Regions from separate parts of the Homo sapiens genome. Here all the other regions are linked to region 1. Evidence: read pairs that join two places in POLR2A ChIA-PET (ENCODE). Cell type or tissue: MCF 10A. All regions are shown on one strand. Links, peaks and the distances in the headings refer to the core of each region. The heading gives the core; the rest is flanking DNA.

Evidence for each region. ChIA-PET counts read pairs that join two places held together with the same protein. Peaks named below come from ENCODE experiments on the same cell type or tissue, not always from the same donor. Only the 100,000 strongest peaks of a DNase experiment are listed, where the experiment ranks them.
Region 2: POLR2A ChIA-PET joins it to region 1 with 11 read pairs; 6 of 35 experiments call an interaction of 5 or more read pairs at or near these places.
Region 3: POLR2A ChIA-PET joins it to region 1 with 13 read pairs; 6 of 35 experiments call an interaction of 5 or more read pairs at or near these places.
Region 4: POLR2A ChIA-PET joins it to region 1 with 19 read pairs; 2 of 35 experiments call an interaction of 5 or more read pairs at or near these places.

What each region holds. Positions count from the first base shown.
Region 1 is chr1:24,314,822-24,319,593 of GRCh38, forward strand. All of the region lies in intron 1 of GRHL3-AS1 (GRHL3 antisense RNA 1), which reads right to left. GRHL3 (grainyhead like transcription factor 3) reads left to right here and starts at 4,536. Exons shown (of 16, transcript NM_198173.3): 1 at 4,536-4,747. The coding sequence starts at 4,731. In MCF 10A, for the core only: no CTCF peak of the experiment used is centred there; DNase peaks (open chromatin) are centred at 2,450, 3,330 and 3,630.
Region 2 is chr1:24,382,298-24,387,069 of GRCh38, forward strand. It overlaps STPG1 (sperm tail PG-rich repeat containing 1), which reads right to left. Exons shown (of 9, transcript NM_001199013.2): 4 at 1,605-1,706. Among named protein-coding and RNA genes, the nearest start is that of STPG1, 29 kb to the right of the region's middle. RefSeq lists an enhancer at 2,223-2,272. In MCF 10A, for the core only: a CTCF peak has its summit at 3,083 (motif pointing right); DNase peaks (open chromatin) are centred at 2,104 and 3,054.
Region 3 is chr1:24,199,431-24,204,202 of GRCh38, forward strand. It overlaps LINC02800 (long intergenic non-protein coding RNA 2800), which reads left to right and starts at 810. Exons shown (of 3, transcript NR_027087.2): 1 at 810-961; 2 at 3,034-3,169. RefSeq lists an enhancer at 132-241. In MCF 10A, for the core only: a CTCF peak has its summit at 2,610 (motif pointing right); DNase peaks (open chromatin) are centred at 2,741 and 4,241.
Region 4 is chr1:24,413,319-24,417,318 of GRCh38, forward strand. It overlaps STPG1 (sperm tail PG-rich repeat containing 1), which reads right to left and starts at 464. Exons shown (of 9, transcript NM_001199013.2): 1 at 356-464. It overlaps NIPAL3 (NIPA like domain containing 3), which reads left to right and starts at 2,484. Exons shown (of 12, transcript NM_020448.5): 1 at 2,484-2,586. RefSeq lists an enhancer at 1-79. In MCF 10A, for the core only: a CTCF peak has its summit at 2,264 (motif pointing right); DNase peaks (open chromatin) are centred at 493, 2,383 and 3,833.

The sequences.
Region 1 (4,772 bases), core at 320-4,319:
AAGGCCTCAGGCAGTCACCCTCAAAGCTGACGTTCTTTAGTAACTTGGCCAACCATGTGACCCCATTTTACAGGTAGGAATGGGATAGAGCATCTACAGCTAGCATTATGGCGTTAAGTGCTCAATAAATGATAGTAATTTTAATTGCAAAATCAAAATGAGATCAGATAGCTGAGCTCGCTGCTGAGAGCCTGCAAGCCAGACAGCCCCCCTGCAAGCCAGACAGCCCCCCCGTCTCCATTCCTGTGCCTCCCAGGGGATCACTGGGCAAGGACTCAGTCTTCACTCTCTTCATCCCTGCCCTTGTCCCAGGAAGGATAGGGACACAATGGCCATTTGTCAATGGGAAATTATTTTGGTTTAATGACATTTAAACTGGGGCTTTGTATAGAATTTCTAATTACAAAAGCAGTGCAAGTTCAATGTAGCCCGTTTGGGGGAAGACGGAGAAAAGATTGAAATCCTGGTATTTCAGTGCCCACAGAGAAGCACTGTTGACATGTGGGTATATATTCTTTCAATATTTGAATATAGGTCAACAGATTTGCATTAAGAGTTCTGGATAATTAGAAAGCATTCAAGTGTTAGAAAAGGACGGCTGTCAGCAAGGTCCTCATGTTCAGCAGCGCATGTCCCGTCTGGTAAATGGTGCCGTCATTGTTCAGTACACAACTTTCACAGACACACAGAGGAGCCCTGGCTCTCAGTGCTCACTTACAGTGGCCCTAACTTTTACTCCTCCCCAACATGCCAAGGAGAAGTGTCATACTCTTTGGGAACAGTGGCTTCTGCACAGGCATGATCGTGGAAAGGAGGGGAGGGATGAAGGACTGTGCAGTCCTCCAAGAGGGCAGATCAGAACGTCTGGAGAAAGAACATCAGTAATCTAGAAAAGCAAATCAAGATGATTTTAATAGGGAACTCCCCCCTTATAGTGATTCACTAATCTGTTCTTATAGAGGGAAATTGAGACTCTGAGAGGAGAGAATTTACTCAGTCACACAATAAGTAGCCAGAGGTCAGGCAGAACTTGAGCGCAGGGCACTCCCTAACTTAGTCCAGTCCTGCAAGAATGGAATCAGAAAGATGTGGGTTCAAATCTCAATTCTTTAACTTATTAGCTTTTGTTTTGTTGTTGTTGTTGTTGACATTATCTGTTTGCACAGGCTGAGTGCAGTGGCGCGATCTTGGTTCACTGCAACCTCCGCCTCCCAGGTTCAAGCAATCCTCCTGCCTCAGCCTCCCAAGTAGTTGGGATTACAGGTGTATGCCACCATGCCCAGCTAATTTTTGTTTTTTTAGTAGAGACGGGGTTTCACCGTGTTGGCCAGGCTGGTCTCGAACTCCTGATCTCAAGTGATCTGCCTGCCTTGGCCTCCCAAAGTGCTGGTATTATTGGCATGAGCCACCGCACCCAGCTAACTTTTGACTTCCAACAAATCATTTAACCTCCGAGTCTGTTTCTTCACTTGTGAAATAAGGTTAATATCTTCCTCATTAGATTTAAATGAGAATTAAGGGGGGAAAAAAAGGCTTTTCTAACAAGTATTGAGTGCTAGATGCCAGGTACAGATAATGCACTTCACACGCATTATCTTTTAATCCTCACAATAACCCCATAAGGGAGGAATACAATTTTTATATACACTTTACAGGTGAGGAAACTGAGGCTCAAAGAGCTGTAGCCACTTGCCCGACATCATGTAGCTAGTTGGGCTGAGATTTGAAAGGAGGCCTGTGAGTCTCAGAACAATACTATCCTAACACATAGGTAAGTCTTAGCACAGTGCTTGCAAAATACAAACGCTAACTAAACAGCAGCCCTCATTATTTACTGTCATTATTGTGGATATAATTATTATGTTACAAGTAATTGGCTGGTCTCTGTTTATGTTTTTTTAAACTTTGTTTTTTTTTTTTTTTTTTGGAATAGCTGTTCTGTTTTAAATCTCCTCTGCAGAGGAACCAAGAGCTGTGCTGATCCATGAAGGGGAAGTAGGTGCCAGCCTTGCTCAGCCCCACAGGAGCAGGAAGGGGGCAGCAGCAAAGCACGGGGAGTGTCTCTTTAAAGGCCTGGCATCTCTGGGTTGTTGGGATGAAGGCCTAGAAAGCACTTGTACCTCCTGCCTGGGAGGTATAATTCCTACTGAGGGGCCTGGTGACCTTGCAAACTGGCTCATGGCGTTCCTGCCTACCTAGCCCAGACCACCGGTCCTTCTATCCCATCCGGGACACTTCTGTAGCCTTCCTGTGTGTGGAGACGTAGAAACCCTCTGCCCTGTGATTTGGGTCTCTGCTGATCTCTGAAGATGGGTGCGGGTGATGAAAGAGGCAAAACCTAGAGGCAGAGGGAGAGGACCCATTTTTAAAACCCCAGCGAGCACAGACACGCCACCTGGAATCCCAGCCTCCCCTGAGCCCAGTCAGCATGAGTCACCCCACAGCCCTTCACCTGTGGGTTGCAACACGGTTGACAGAAACTCCACAGCCTTCCATGAGGTGGGCAGACAGGTACATACAGAGGAGTGTGCCATCCTTTGGACTGCAATAAGCTTTGCAGTTACAGTTGGCACCAAATAGCCCTTCAGCCACCAATAAGCTCTGTGAAGTGGTTGGGCACCCAGGCTCTGCTCTCGGATTAAATCCCAGCTCTAGCTCTACCACTGCCTAGCTCTGCAGCTTGAGTAGTTTACTTCAGTATTCTGTACCTCAGTTTCCTCATCTATAAAATGGGGGTATCAAAAATGTCTATCTCCCAGGGTTGCTGTAAGGATTAGGCGACACAATGTATGCAAAGGCGCACAATGCCCGGTGCCTGTGGTATATGAAGCACCTACTAGGTGCCAGACACTGGAGATTCCACAGTGAGCGACACAAAGTCTTTGCTCTTATGGAATTTACATTCCAGAGGAAGGGGAGAAAGACAATAAACGATTAGAAAAATATCATAGGTCATATTACATTGTATCATAAGTCATAAGGGCTCTGCAGAGAACAAAAAGTAGTGTGATCCAGAGTGATTGAATGTCTACTTTATTAACAAGGGTGACTGAAGAGGGCTGCTCTGAGGAGGTGGCTTTATTAGCAATTATTTACTATTATTTATTAGGGTCCCCTGGGCTTCCCCCAACACAGCCTCCAGGGAGAAACCAATCTCTGAGAGTTCTCAAACCCAGTACCCCCTCTCCAGAGCCCTGACCCCACCCCAAGAGGGCTCCTTTGAATTCTGACTTTACCCTGAAAAACCTCCATAAATTGGCAGGGGTAGCTGAAACCTCACTTGCCGTTCCCAGAGAAGAGAGAGAGGAGTGGGCCAAGTTGAGGTTTCCAGGAAGACACAGCAAAGAGATAATTTGCCAAAAGGGGAAGGGTGGGGGAGGGGAGAATAGAAAGAGAGAGAGGGAAAAAAAGATGCCAAGATCTCTGGCTTAGATTTAATTTCAAACTAATCCTGGAAGAAGCTCTTTAAAAAGCTCTTACATTCTCCTGTTTGTGTTTGTGGATATTCTGGGGTTTACCAAGCTTGTTCTTTATAGTAGACAGCTCACAGCAATTACTCCACAATTACTTCATCTGACAGGCATTGAATTTCTCCCAAGTTCCCAATACAGAACGAAGCACTTGGAGCCTGTGAAATGACCAGCTGGCTGAGGCTTCAGAGGAGCCTTCAACTTTTCTATCCCTTCTGTGCTGACCAGAGGTATGTGGCTTGCCCACACCCCCTTCACACCCAATAAAAGCCTGTTCTCCTTTACTCCCCCACCCCCTGCCACCAACACACACCCCCCAGATTGTAAACTCCTTTAGAACAGTAACCCCTGTTTTTTCTGGCCTCAGTTTCTCCAGAACCCAGAGTAGGGTCTGGCACACAACGGGTGCTCAATGAATGTCTACTGAATTGAGGCCACTGACTTCAGCCCAAGGGGCAGCCAGACTTGGAGTGAGATGACTGCAGATTGGATCTGGGCTGGGACCTCGCTAGCTGTGCCCTTGGGCAAGGCACTTTGCCTCTCTGGCCTCCATTTCCTCCCTCATCTGTAAAATATGTGTTGAAGAGGAAGGGGGAAGCGATAATAAATCTACCACGGTAGGTTACTTTAAGAACCAAAAGAAGTCACTTGAGTAACTGCAAAAGATTATTCAAAAATATTACCTTAAAGGGGAAACTGAAAAAAAGGGAACTTATACAAAGATCTACCTGGGAAAAGTTGCTCTCTCCTTTGAGAATTCCCCAGTGGTACAGAAGGAGGGGGCAAAGAAATTTGGGGGTGGGGATGTTTCTGGGTATCTGGGACAATGACTAGAAACAGGAATCAAGTTTTCCTTTAAGCCAAGTTATCTGTTTGTCCCTGTACTTTTCCTCTAGTTATCTTGCTTCTTTCCAACATTTTCTTCTCCATCCCTCCTCCCTCATCTCCACCCCCCACCCCCTCACCAAGGAAGGAATTGGCCAGCTCCACCCAGCCAGTCCCCCATAGCTCCGCCCTCCTCGGCGGGCTAAGAGTTAACAGCTGCACCTGTTGAGGTATACCTCCAGTCGCCGGCACCTGTACCTGTAGCCAATCAGCGCCAGCGCTGCTGGGAACCTACCTGTCAGCAAAATCTCGACACCCAAACCTCAACATAAATCAAACACTTTCCCGGGCAGAGAATGTCTGTGTCAGGCAAGAATTAGAGACAAGCGGTCAGCAGAGCCTCAGTGCTGATCGTCGGAGCTTGGGAGCAGGAAGATGTCGAATGAACTTGAGTGAGTAAACATCGGTGGATACCTG
Region 2 (4,772 bases), core at 293-4,292, 67 kb after region 1:
AGAAAACCTAGGTGTTGCAGGAAGTATTGTTTGTGACTCAGGTGGTAACAATCATAATATTTAGCATGTTTATAATGCTTTGCTGTTTCAAAGAGCATTTCACTCATTGCAACGTTAATTTGCCCAGTGCCTCCAGGGAGTCTCCACTTTCATGAGGCAACTGGGACACAGAAGGGTGACGTGCTTGAGGTCACGTCAAGAATCCACAGCTGAGGCAGGATCAGGTCTGAAGTCTTGTCTTCTACACCAGGACTTCATGAGACGGCACTTCTTTTGAGCTTCTTTCCTAGCAGAGCTGGTGGCAGAAAAATAGGTAGAGGCATGGCTGTTCTGTGGACCTACTGAGGCCATGTACAAACTCAGCTTCTTCGGTAATGGGGAGTTAACTCCAAAGCTGGTCTGTTCCTTGAGTATCCGATTCTGCCAAATTCGAATTCCAATAAGATGTAGCTACATTTAGTGTGTCTTAAATGGTCCCTTTGTGTGGTTAAAAAAAAAAATCAATTCCAATGTCAGGCATCATAATACATCTGTGCAAGAAATTATTATAACTTTTAAAGGGACAAGATGGCATATGTTTGTTAATTTAATGTTAGAGTCTGGGCTTGCTTTCTTTTCACTTTTTTTTTTTTTGGACAGAGTCTGCCTCTGTCACCCAGGCTGGAGTGTGATGGTGAAATCATAGTTCACTGCAGCCTCAACCTCCTGGGCTCAAGTGATCCTCCCACCTCAGCCTCCCGAGTAGCTGGGACTATCGACACACATCACCACTCCTGGCTAATTTTTAAATTATTTTGTAGAGATGGGGTCTCACTATGTTGCCCGAGCTGGTCTTGAACTCCTGGGCTTAAGTGATCTTCCCGCATTGGCCTTCCGAAATGCTGGCATTATAGGCATGAGCCACCGTGCCTGTCCACTTTTCACTTTTCTTCCTCAGGTAGCCTTACCCTAGTTTGTATCTTTCCCCTTGCTGTATCTGTTTTTCTTGACCATTTATCTATTTTGCTGTATCTATTTTTCTTGACAATGTATAAACATTTTTAAGAAGCCTATCTTTGCCCAACTCTGGTCAGGGTCATTGGCAATTCATATAGCTACTTGATTGTTACAGCCCTCAACAAAAATTAAGTCCCATATCTTACGAAGAGAAGGAAAGGGGTGGGGCCAGTACTTTTCAGGCCCACTGCCGGCTTTCTTTTTAGTCCTATCAGATTTCTCAATAGTTTGACAACCAATTAGATTAAGCATTGTAAAAATCATATTACACCAAGATGTGTAAGAGTAACTATTTCCTGGCATGCCTAAACATCTCAGGAAAATACTTGCTTAGTGCACTCAGTGATAACAAAATTGGTTTGGAAGGATCAAGTTCTCAAGATTCCTCTGGCTTCTCTTCCCACCCTGGCAGTGGGTAGAGATGGGAAAAAGTTACTTAGAGACACAGGGTCCAATTTACTTGCATGAAATTTGAGGAGGCAGTTACTCTCCTAATTAGAACCATAGGCCTTTGGAGAGAAAGGACCAGATGTCCAATATATAATTATGCAATGAATGAAGGAAATTACTGACCAGTTAATGCTTTACTCAAGAGAAGTGGTTCTCACCATTGAGGGAAACATGCAAGTTCCTTTCTTGGACAATGAGACACTGTTGGACACCGGTGACTGGTGAATAACATTGTAGAACCCAGGTCCTGGGATATCATTCTGAAAGGGAAGAGAAGGTGGTGTCATCGAGATACTTCAATTCCATTGTGCTTTTCCACAGGCTTTACATCCATTAACACTAAGCCTTACTGTAATCCCACAGCACAGGCGCTACCACCACTTGGTGGGTGACAGCCTAGCTCCACCATTTCCTGACTTGCCCGATCTTCGTCTCAGTTACCAAGTGGTGGGGCTGGAATTCCAAGCCAGGCTAGACTCCCAAAGCCCTTGCTCTTTCCACTATGCCCTGCCGCATTCCAAAAGAACACAGTTGTTTTTTCAAGTCATTAGAGAAATGGGCCTAAAGTGGGACACTGAATGCGGCTGATGTGCAAGTCAGTGTGCAGTGATTGGGTAAGCCAGACCCACGGCAAGGGAAGGGTGAGCGATTTCATGTTCACCCCACCCCACCTGACTCAGCTTCCTCCTCAGCCTTTCAGAAGAGAAACCAGGGAGTGTTTCTGTTTATAAAGCAAAATGAAACAAAAACAACCTTCAACCCAAACCAGGCCATTTCTAACTCTCAGACAAAAAGAGGCAAGCTCTTGAGGCTCAAGTGCTGAATGATGCAGGCATGTGAGAGAGGAATAAGTGAGAGGTCACTTCCAAGTTCATTTCTGCTGCGGGAGCTCATCGGGCTTTCATTGCATTTCCCATGCTAGTTACCAGGGGGAAGTAAATGTTGACAGAAGTTGGCTGAGTGGTGTGAAATGCTAAGGATGCTCCACTGTGGCAAGAGGTTCCTGGGTACCTGCTTGGTGTCAGAAGCTTTTCAAAGTTGGTCTCATTTTCACCATCAGCCAGTGATGAAGGGATTACTGTCCCCCGTTGATAAATGGAGACACTAAGGCACGTGGAGATGAATTTGCCCAAGGTCCCGCTGCTGTAAGTGGCAGTACCTGACTTCAGTGCCAAGCGCACGGTGTGTGCTGTCTTGTTTACTCCTCACAACAAGCCTTTTACAGTGAGGTATGATCAGGGCTACTTTAAGGAAAGTGAGGCCCAGAGACACAGCTAGTAAGTGGCAAACCCCAGAGCTGAACCGAGACAGCCCGACTCCAGAGCTTGCTGTCTCCAATCTCTGCCACTCAGGCCTGTCCTGTCTCCACCATCCCTACTGCCTTCCTTAGGGTAGAAAGCCCAAGGTACCATCAGTGCCTTCCAGGACTTTCCAGTCTGGCTGGGCAGTGTGTAATTATGGTTTCATATAAGGGATAGGGTCAAAGTGCTGTTAACGGGTTCTTCTGTGCTGACTTTTAAATGCAGTGAGTCCTTTCACCCTTGCCCCATGGGAGGTGACGACAGGGGTGCTGATTCCTGCTTTAGGTGAGAATGATCCCCGGTGGACGGAAGAGGAACTGACTGCCATGGAGAGTGAGGCAGGCAGCAGGAGGCACTGTGGAGCCAGGTACTCCAGCACCCCAGGCCGAGAGCCCAGGAGAACCCTCGTGTTGTGGATGCAGATGCGAAGGGCTATGGGGAGACAAGGAAGAGATTTTTCTAGGCAACTGTTTTCAGGGCAAGCATCAATTTCTCGAGTGCTCATTTTGTGCCATGCACTGTTCTGAGGACTTTACATGTACTATTAGCTCACTTAATCTCCATTTTAAAGAAGTTGGGGCCAAAAGAGATAAGGCCCACATAACTAGTAAATGTCAGAGCCAGAACCGAGGCATTCTGACCACAGAGTCTGCTCTTAACCACGAAACCAAACTAATTCTCAAATGAGATTACATAGGATTAAAAAAATCCCCACCGGGTTATGAATCAGAAATTGTAGTCTCAGTGCTGCCACACGCTAAGTGATCTTGAGCAAGTCACCTCTCTGGGCTTCCTTATTTGTAAGTCCAAGGTGTTGGGCCTTGGGTGCTTTTGAGCTTCCAGAGTCCCTGAATCTAGGAAAGCTGACACAGGAAGTGTCACTGTGACTCTTCTAGGTTTAAATAGTAGATAGTGAAGACACACACCTCTAGCTCCCGGTTATCACCACACTCTGAACCTGACCATCAGTTTGCAAGAATTTTCTGAGCACTCATATGTGTCTGAGGAGCTAGGGGTTCCAGACAAAATGCAAGACCTAAATGCCGGCTCCATCCTACCTGCCCAGTTAAATTAGAATTTCAGATAAACTGCAGATGATGATTTTAGTATATCCCATGCAATATTTGGGACATACTTGTACTAACAGAGTTGCCATTTATCTGAAATTCTAATTTAACTGGACATCTCGTGTTTTCATTTGCTGAAGCTCACAACTTTCCTGGGCTTTAACACACTTTAATTCTGCCACTTTGCATACTGGCTTGAGTCCAAGGCAAATGGCAAGAAGGCTGTTACCACTTAGCCTGGAGGAATGGAGTGCTGCCTGTTTGTTCTTAGTGAGCAAAAAGAGAGTCCTCCAGGCAGCGGCAGCTGGAGCTGGCCAGCGGCAGCTTGTGAGGACAACTGTTAAAAATTCCAAAATGTTGCTGCTGGTGGCTTGAAGTTGGCCACGGTGGCAGTATTTATGTCACAAAAACGGGCAGATGCTACATCTCAGCACTTTTCTTCGAGGAGGGTAAATGGTGGTTGACCAGCACACCACCGCCTTCGTGCAACGCCCAAGTAGGTCTCTGGGAGGGAAATGTCAAGCGTTCTCCTGTGACTTCTAGAGGTGGGCGGATGCCACCCTCAGAGAGGCCTTTCGCCTGTGCAAAAACAGTTCCTGCGACTGACATTCTGTGACTTGGATGAATTTAGCCTCTCAGAGCAAATCCCAGAGAACGAGAATCCAAGTTGTGACTGGTGTGAACTTAGCCACTCCTTGGTTTCTTGGCAAAAACCAAATAAACAAACAAAACAAAAACATGTATGGGGAGGGAGAAGGGAAGAGAACTCGCATTTACTAGTGCTCTAGGGAAGCCCTACCCACTGTCTCCTTTGCTGCCTCTAAGTGTGAGGATTGAAGGGGTCAATACACATAAAGTGGGTGGAACAGCGCCGATGCGGCCCGCCATCATCATCATCACCATCACCATCACCACGCACGATGTTGCCTGCTACTGCCTCCATGGAGCCAGGACCCTC
Region 3 (4,772 bases), core at 295-4,294, 120 kb before region 1:
CTGCATTTCCTAAGAGTGAGCACCAGGGGGCACCACATACCAAAGGAAAGTGGTCCAGACTGCGAGACCGCGGATTAGACCAAAGAGATAACGTTTTTTTTTTCTTAGACTGGGGCCCTCCAAGGCAGAGAGAAGACCAACTCTCCTGGCTTCCTTGACATTCTCCTTACCTGACGTTCTGCAGCCTCTTGGGAGACTCTCGGATGTACCCATAGGAGGCTGTGGGAGACAGAGGGTCATGTCCAGAAGGGAAATGGCAGTGTATGGCGTCACAGTAAGAGCTGGGGCAACTCCCCCGCTGTGTCTTTGATGTCTTTGCATCACCTTTCCAAGCCTCAGTTTTTCTCATGTGTCAAATGGGAGTGACAATTTCCTGCCTCGCTTTACTCTGTGTGTGTGTGTGTGTGTGTGCGCGCGTGTGTGTGTGTGTAACTTATGCCAAAGTGCTTTGAAAAACCGAGAAGTGGGAGGGGGGAGGGATAGCATTAGGAGATATACCTAATGTTAAATGACGAGTTAATGGGTGCAGCACACCAACATGGCACATGTATACATATGTAACTAACCTGCACGTTGTGCACATGTACCCTAAAACTTGAAGTATAATTAAAAAAAAAAAAAGAAAGAAAAACCGAGAAGGCCTAAGGATGTCTGCTGAGTTGAGACTAAGGTGTAGTGGGTGATATGTTTGGCTGTGTCGCCACCCAAATCTCATCTTGAATTGTAGCTCCCATAATTCCCACGTGTTGTGGGAGGGACCTGGTGGGAGACAGTTGAATCATGGGAGCAGTTTCCCCCATACGGTTCCCATGGTAGTGAATAAGTCTTATAAGATCTGATGATTTTATAAGGGGTTTCCCCTTTTGCTTAGCTCTCATTCATTCCCTCTTGTCTGCTGCTACGTAAGACGTGCCTTTTGCCTTCTGCCATGATTGTGAGGCCTCCCCAGCCACTTGGAACTGTGAGTCTACTAAACCTCTTTTTCTTTGTAAATTACCCAGTCTCTGGTCTTTATTAGCAGCATGAAAACAGACTAATACAGGGGGTAAGGACACGTGGAGCAAGATTGGTTACTACATTAGTCCAGGGAAGACAATGGTGGTGGCAGCTGTGAAGGTGGTGAGACGTGGCTGGATTCTGGATATATTTCAAGGGGAGAACCAGTGAGATGTATTGAAAGATTTGATGTCAGGGGTGAGAGAAAAAGGAGGTCAAGGGTGATACTAAGGCTTTTTGTCTTGAGCCAACAAAGACTAGCGGTGCCTTTTACTTAGTGGGGAAGATGGTGGAGGGATGGTTTGGAGGTGCAAATCAAGAGTTCCATATTTAGACATGCTACATTTGAGATGCCTTTTAGGTCACCGAGTGATTGAGTAAAGACAGAGGTCAGAAAACTGAGCCTTAGGCTGGGCTCGGTGGCTCACGCCTGTAATCCTAACACTTTAGGAGACTGAGGTGGGAGGATCACCCAGGAGTTTGAGACCAGCCTGGGCAACATAGGGAGACCCCATCTCTACAAAAAACAAAACAAGTTAGTGAGGTGTGGAGGCACACATCTGTGGTCCCAGCTACTTGGGAGGTTGAGGTAGGAGGATCACTTGTGCCTGGGAGGTTGAGGCTGCAGTGAGCTGTGATCACACTACTGCAGTCCACCCTGGGCAACAGGGCAAGACCCAGTCTCAAAAAAAAGATTTAGCCTTGATTCCTTTTCTCAGGGTCCTATAAGGATCACAGTATACAATAGATTGGACTAGATCAGAGATGAAAACATAACTCACACGCATGCGGCCACATCCCTTCCAGTGCCGCTGGCAGATATCACAAATTCATCACAGCACTCAGGAATCCTCTCAACCCAGAGCTCTAGGCAGCCTCTACCAACCAAGTGGAGATGATACAAAAACGAAAACTCTCCATCATCCTGAACTGGTTGAGATACCCAAGAATGCGGTTAAAACCATGGGCTTGGGCCGGGCGCCGTGGCTCACGCCTGTAATCCCAGCATTTTGGGAGGCTGAGGCAGGCAGATCACAAGGTCAGAAGATTAAGACCATCCTGGCTAACATGGTGAAACCCTGTCTCTACTAAAAATACAAAAAATTAGCCGGGCGTGGTGGCGGGTGCCTGTAGTCCCAGCTACTTGGGAGGCTGAGGCAGGAGAATGGCGTGAACCCTGGAGGTGGAGCTTGCAGTGAGCCGAGATCGCGCCACTGCACTCCAGCCTGGGCGACAGAGTGAGACTCCGTCTCAAAAAACAACAACAACAACAAAAAACCATGGGCTTTTGGGCTAGAGAGGCCTGGGCTGCACAGCTAATCTTGCTACCAGCTAACTTGAAACCTCAGAAAAAAACTGTTTCTCAGTTTCTTCATCTGAAAAATTGGATTAGTAATAGTTCCTATTTCATAGGGCTGTTGTGAACATTGAGATCATCCAATAAAATTATTTAGCACAGTGCCTGGGACACAGTCAACCATCAATAAAAGTGGCAGCAGCAGCAGTAATAGTTGTTGGATGGTGTTACTCCAGCTTGAACATTCCAGATACATCCGTCTTACATTCTGTTTCTGACATTGGACAAATAGTGTAATGTTGGGGCTGTCCAGCAGGAGGCACTGCTGACATGTACTTCTCTATTGCCCACAGAGGTCCAGGAAGTGGGAGGCAGTTTTCCCTGGAGCAGTGTTCTCTGATGATTGCCCTGGCAGAGGCCTAGACTTTTCTTCCTGGTACAATAAACCAAGCTCTTGGCTCCTCCCAGACAGCAGTGTCTCAGCTTTCTTCCTGGGACTGGTCCTCTCTTCTCAGATCCAGTTCCTGGCCTCCTCCTGCTTATAGCCTCCAGCCAAGCTGCTGAATCTGGCAACCCAGGCCCTGGCCAACCTTTCCTTCTTGTCCAGGCCCCTAGCGGCCGCCAACTTCCCCAAAGCCAGCAGGCACGTGCAGGACATGCCAGCTTGGAATAGGTTTCCTGCGCCCTCTCTCTTCCCCCTCAACTCTGTAAAATCCCTTTTTTTGATTCCTCCTCTTCAGAGATGGAGCCGGGCAGGACTAACCCTGCTGTGCAGATGGAATAAAAGGCAGGGACCTGTTCCACGATGCTCCCAAGCTCAGATCACAGCGAGCTAAAGGGAACCTGGGAGGTGGGTCTCCTAAGCCTCAGGCACAGGTGAGTCACTCGCCACTCAGACCACACTCATCTTTCAGACTCAGGTGTTCACTGGGGGCTCAGTGGGCATCTTCTGTCTTTCGGCCCTGTGCTGGGCACAGGGCTTGACTAAGATGGAGGGAGACCGTGCTGAGCCTCGGGAGGCTGAGACACGGGCTGGGCCTCGAGACGGGGAGATGGGGGCTGAGCCTCAGGAGGCTGAGATGGGGCTCGGCTGGGGGATGGCTGCTGTGGATCATAACAGATAGACAGTTCTACCTACCCTGTGATAGGGGATGGGCAGCCAGGGTGCTGTCAGAGGACAGATTTCTGGATGCTTGTGGAGACCCATGAAACCACAGGCTCCCTAAAGCACGTGTCTTTTTAAAAGGGTCCATCTTGGATCCATCTTTCCCCACACTCACCGTTGAACATGATTCTCCAGCCCTCTATAGCCTCAATATCCCTCTCTTGGCCAAATAGAATCTCTTTCCTGATTCCCCCATCCCCCGCCAGGGCATACATCCCCACCTCCCACACACCCCTGCTGCCCACACATCCCTGCTGCCCACACACCCCTGCTGCCCACACACCCCTGCTGCCCACACACCCCTGCTGCTTAGCATCAGGTGAACTTCTGGGAAGGCCCTGGAAAGGGCCCAGCAGGTGGGGGAGCAGCCTCTGAACCACCTCCCTTTCTTCCCCGTGCCCTCCTGCCTCAGCCACCATCTCCTTCCATGTACCCCTCCCTTCATTCTTCCTCTTGGCGTGGCATCCACAGCCTACAGAATATCTGTCCCTAGCCCTTATCACTGTCCACTCCCAGCCTGGGTTTTGCATAAGGAAGATGCCAGGACTTATTGCTTGATAAACTCCAGCGTGCCTTTGCCTCCCTCCCTCCCTCCTTCCCTCCCTCCTGCCTACGAAATCTGCAATCTTTGGCATGTGTTTGTTACACGGAATGCCACCAGTGGGTCATCAGCTGTCACTGTGAACAAACAAGAAAAAGAAAATGCAAAGCAGGCCGCTGCTTGGTGTGCCGGTGCCCCAAACCACAATGGCACACCTGGTGGTTTTCGGTGGAAGGCGGCCTGGGTTCAGCCCACGTGTTGGCCTGGGGACATCGCATGAGTCAGCTGAGGTGGATAGTCGTTCTTATTTATGGTGATTAAAAATACCTCTGTTTTTCCTTTACATAAAAACAATACACATTAGCTGTAGAATAATTAGAACTAGAAACTTTGGCTGCAACAAACAAAAACCAAAGACGTACCTGTAACGCGCCCCCCCGCCGCCCCGACCCCCACCCACTCACGCACCTAGAAATGATCACTGTGAGCTGCTTGGGAGGTGCTCGCAGACCACATGCCTTTTTTTTTTTTTTTCACTTATACAAAATGAGCTCATACTGTACATATTGTTTTATAACCTGCCTTTTTTGTTGAACAATATATTGTGAGTAAAAACTGCTAACATTTCATTAGACTTACTGTGGGCCTGCCCTGTGCCAAGCACTTTGTTTGTACATCAAGGATGTCATTTAGTCAACCCTAAGAGGTCAACTATTTACTGCCCCCATTTTACAGAGAGGACATCGAAGGGTCAAGTACTCTGTCGAGACCAA
Region 4 (4,000 bases), core at 1-4,000, 98 kb after region 1:
GGTCTTTGGCGTCCACCCACTGCCAGGCACTGAAGCCTCCCAACTTTTGCGCACTCGCGGAGCCTGAGCCAGAAGGGTCGGACGCCCACGCCCCTGGCAGGAGCTCGGTGGAGCAGGCAAGCCCCAGTTGTCACCACTTTTCGGGTGGAAACACCGAGGACACGCCCCGACGCAGGGGCAACTCCCATGGTGGCTTCTTCCCGCCCTCGGGGCTCCACCTAGCTCAGCCCTGGAATTCCGCAAGCACCCGGAGGCCGGGGGGTCTCCGCGGGCGTCCCATGCGGAGGACATGGTGCGCCGTGTCCTCTTCCCCACGACCTCAGGGACCGGTCCCCCCGCCGGAACTGCTTCCTACCTGGTCCGGTCCCGGCAGCTGAATCTGGCCAGCCCAACCTCCCGGTCGCTATGGCACCCACAGGCCTAACATTCGCGAGTCCACCTTCCGCCGTCCGCGAGGTAACTCCAGCCAATGGCATCCTCTGTTTCTTTAACGTGAAAAGTTGTTGACCAATCATTAGAGGCGTTTCAAAGTCCGCAGAGAAGCCGGCCGAATTTTAGGGCTTAGGTTAATTACATCAGGGCCTGTAGCGGGGTGGGGAACTAATAAGAGGTTTATCTAGGCCATGCTTCAAAAATCTTGTGATAAACCAAAAGCCTCAGAATTTTGCTCACTCAAAAATCCTGCTTCAAGGAATATACCTAAAAGAATTAACATTCATCCAAGCCCTGTTTCTTTTTTTTTTGAGACAGAGTCTCGCTTTGTCGAGCAGGCTGTAGTGCAGTGGCGCAATCTTGGCTCACTGCAACCTCCGCCCTCCAGGTTCAAGCGATGCTCCTGCTTCAGCCTCCTGAGTAGCTGGGATTACCGGCGCTCGCCACCACGCCAGGCTATTCTTTTTGTATTTTTAGTAGAGACAGGGTTTCACCACGTTGGCCAGGCTGGTCTCGAACTCCTGACCTCAGGTGATCCACCCGCCTCGGCCTCCCAAAGTGTTGGGATTACAGGCGTGAGCCACCACGCCCGGCCCCAAGCCCTGTTTCTAACAGAAGAAAAAAAAAAAAATTGACATGGGCGACTATACAAGGGCAGCCACTTAGTATTCCAGGAGCCCCTCTTCACACGCTTCAGGGCAGGGCGGTCTCAGCGACCTTGTCACTCCCCTGCTTAAAGTCCTCCAATGGCTCGCCTTTAAATTTAGGGTGAAATCCAAGCTTTTTTTTTTTTTTTTTTTTTTTTGACAGGGTCTTGCTCTGTCGCCCAGCTGGAGTGCAGTGGCGCGATCTCGACTCGCTGCAACCTCCGCCTCCCGAGTTCAAGCGATCCTCCCGCCTCAGCCTCCTGAGTAGCTGGGACCACGGGCGCTCGCCACCACGCCCGGCTAATTTTTAAATTTTTTTGTAGAGATGGGGTCCCACTATATTGTCCAGGCTGGTCTCAAACTCCTGGGCTTAAGTGATCCTCCTGGCCTCCCAAAGTCCTGAGATTACAGGTGTGAGCCACCGCGCCGGCCCCCAAATATGTTATTTATAAACTGTCCCTGGCCCGTCCCTCAGATCGCAGGCCCAACCACGCCCCCAGAAAAATCTCTCACCAGCCCTGCTGGCCTTCGGGCAGTTTCTACAATGCACCAACTCGTTCCTCTCCCATGTTCCCAAGGAGCTTTCTCTGCCCCACGATCTGAGACTAGAACTGCCTCTTTCTCATTGTTGATGTCTAGGCCCAAATGACATTTCTTCATACGTAAAACGGGCTTCAAGTCTCACTCATGGCTGTGACGATCTGAAAGCAAATGCGTGTATATGACAACGTGTGAGCGATGAGAAGCTTGTCATCTGTAAAACTCCATGCGCATGTTAATTATCATGGCCGTGATAATTATGTACATTATAGAAACATTAACCAAGCGCTGGGCTCGTTTCAGGACCTTCAGTATTGCTGGGAGGCTTGGTATCCGACAGGTGTTCCAGGAGGGCAGGAAAGGAGAGATATGTTTGGTCCCAAGTCTCGCGAGGGCTCTGGGGAGCGCTGGGTCTTCAAGGACGTTTTGGATTTGAATACTTGGTGAGAGCGTCGGGTAGGGGAACAGCAGGAGCAAAGCCCGGAAGGTGGCTATGAGGATAAGAAGGGAGGACACCTGGCAGGCTGCTAAAACCAGGCCCACCTGCCGGGCAGGTGGAGGCGAGCAACCACCTAAGCTCTCTGGGACAGCGGGAGAGGGGGCAGGGGAGTCGCCGCACCATTCTTCCTGTGGCCGCTAGGGGGTCCCCGCTCCAGGTGAGCGCCAAGCTCTAGCCCCAGGTCGCTCCCTTATGCTTCAAGCAAGCTTTGCAGCGCAGCCAATTGCCAGGGGCTGTCCCGCCTACTCCCCGTCCTCGCAGCCACTTGCCTGCGCGAAATGCCTGCCAACTTCTGACTGGCAGGCAGTCTGGCAAATCAAATCGCGACCTTTGAAAGCAAAACACTGCAGCATCTTGGCAGCTCTGAATTGGGAAGGGATGAAGGAGGCTGTGCCTCCGGGTTGCACGAAGAGTCCGAGTCATTTCTCAGAAGGTTTTGATAGGTGGGCCTTAGAGGAGACGCCGCCGGTGAGTAGTGATTAACACCGGGAGGAAGGGGAATTGAATTTAACCTTCGTTTTTTTCTGGAAAAAGCGAAGTCACCTAACGTCCCCTAGTGTACATACCCTTCCTTCTTACTGTCACCAGCCTCGCCAACCTGGGTCCCGTTGCCTTGGAATGTTCTTTCCAGTTTTGCATCGAGGCCAAGAGGAGCGGGGGCATGGGCTACCTTACTAAAGGTGATGCCAGGCTCTACCAAACCAGGAAGTGACATGGAGTTAACTTTGCCAGAATTTCTCCTCTTCGTGCCGAGCGGCTCGGGCTTCCTGGCGGCAGCAGATGGTGGAGTTAGCAGGTGGGATGAGGGGAGGCGTTCTTGGTCTAAGCCCGCTTCTGGAACAGAGGTGCTGTCTCCTCGAGTTGTAAGTTTCCAGCTCAGTGGGACGGGACGGAAGAATGTAACCTTCTCGTGAGCCAAAGCCGAGGAACGGGAAGCTTGGCAGGGAACTGGCGCTCACCTCCAGAAGCCAGATCGTCGGGTGGTGGGAAAGAGCGTGTTTTATTGATTTGTTCAGAAAGAGGCAAATTCGAATACAGACGCTATGAGCCACGGCTGTCTCATTTGTAAAACGTGCTCTGTGGGATTGGTGAAATCCGTCATCGAGATAAACGGGGTGGGAATGGAAGCAGAGCACCTAGTGAATTCTCATTCCTTCCTTGGGTCAGTGACCACGTGCTCTAATTGTGGGGTGGTTGACAACGCAGAGGTGACTGCTTGCCTCTCGGGCATATGTAGGTCCTGAAGAAATGCTTCGAAATCAGGAAAAGAGAGTCACCAGGTGAAAAGTATGTGTCTTATAAGGGAGTACAGCTTGCAAAGGGTTCCTCCAGGCTTTCAGTCCGGACTCCCACCCAGCTGAGGGAGAGCCTTCAATCTTTGCAGGCGATGCTTCAGAGGCCTGCGAGTTCCTGAGGCAGAGAGGGAAGCTGCTTTTTAAAAGAAAAATTAAACCACAGCAATGCCAACCACCACAAACAAAAGCAAAACCAGAAAAGCACTTGGGCAAACTACTCTGAAGGATGTTAGGAGGCCTGGGTTCCCACCACTCCCTTGATTGACATGTCGCTAAGGTCTGTTGGCTTTCTCTGACCTCCTGTGGGTGGGGCTGAGTATATCTGCTTGTTGAAGCTCTGGAGTTGTGGTTGATTAGGCCTTAGAAAGGCATTCTTGACTGCGAAGGGGCCACAGTGCACCCAGTGCTTAACCAGCCTGCATTTAGTCAGTCGGTTGGTATGTATACAAGTCACTGTCAGGCTCTGGGCTAGATCTCATTTAGTCAGTTGGTTGGTATGTATAGAAGTCACTGTCAGGCTCTGGGCTAGATCTCAGCTGGGAGCAACTGAACAGGGTATTCCGCAAACACCTCACTGGAGTTTGCGC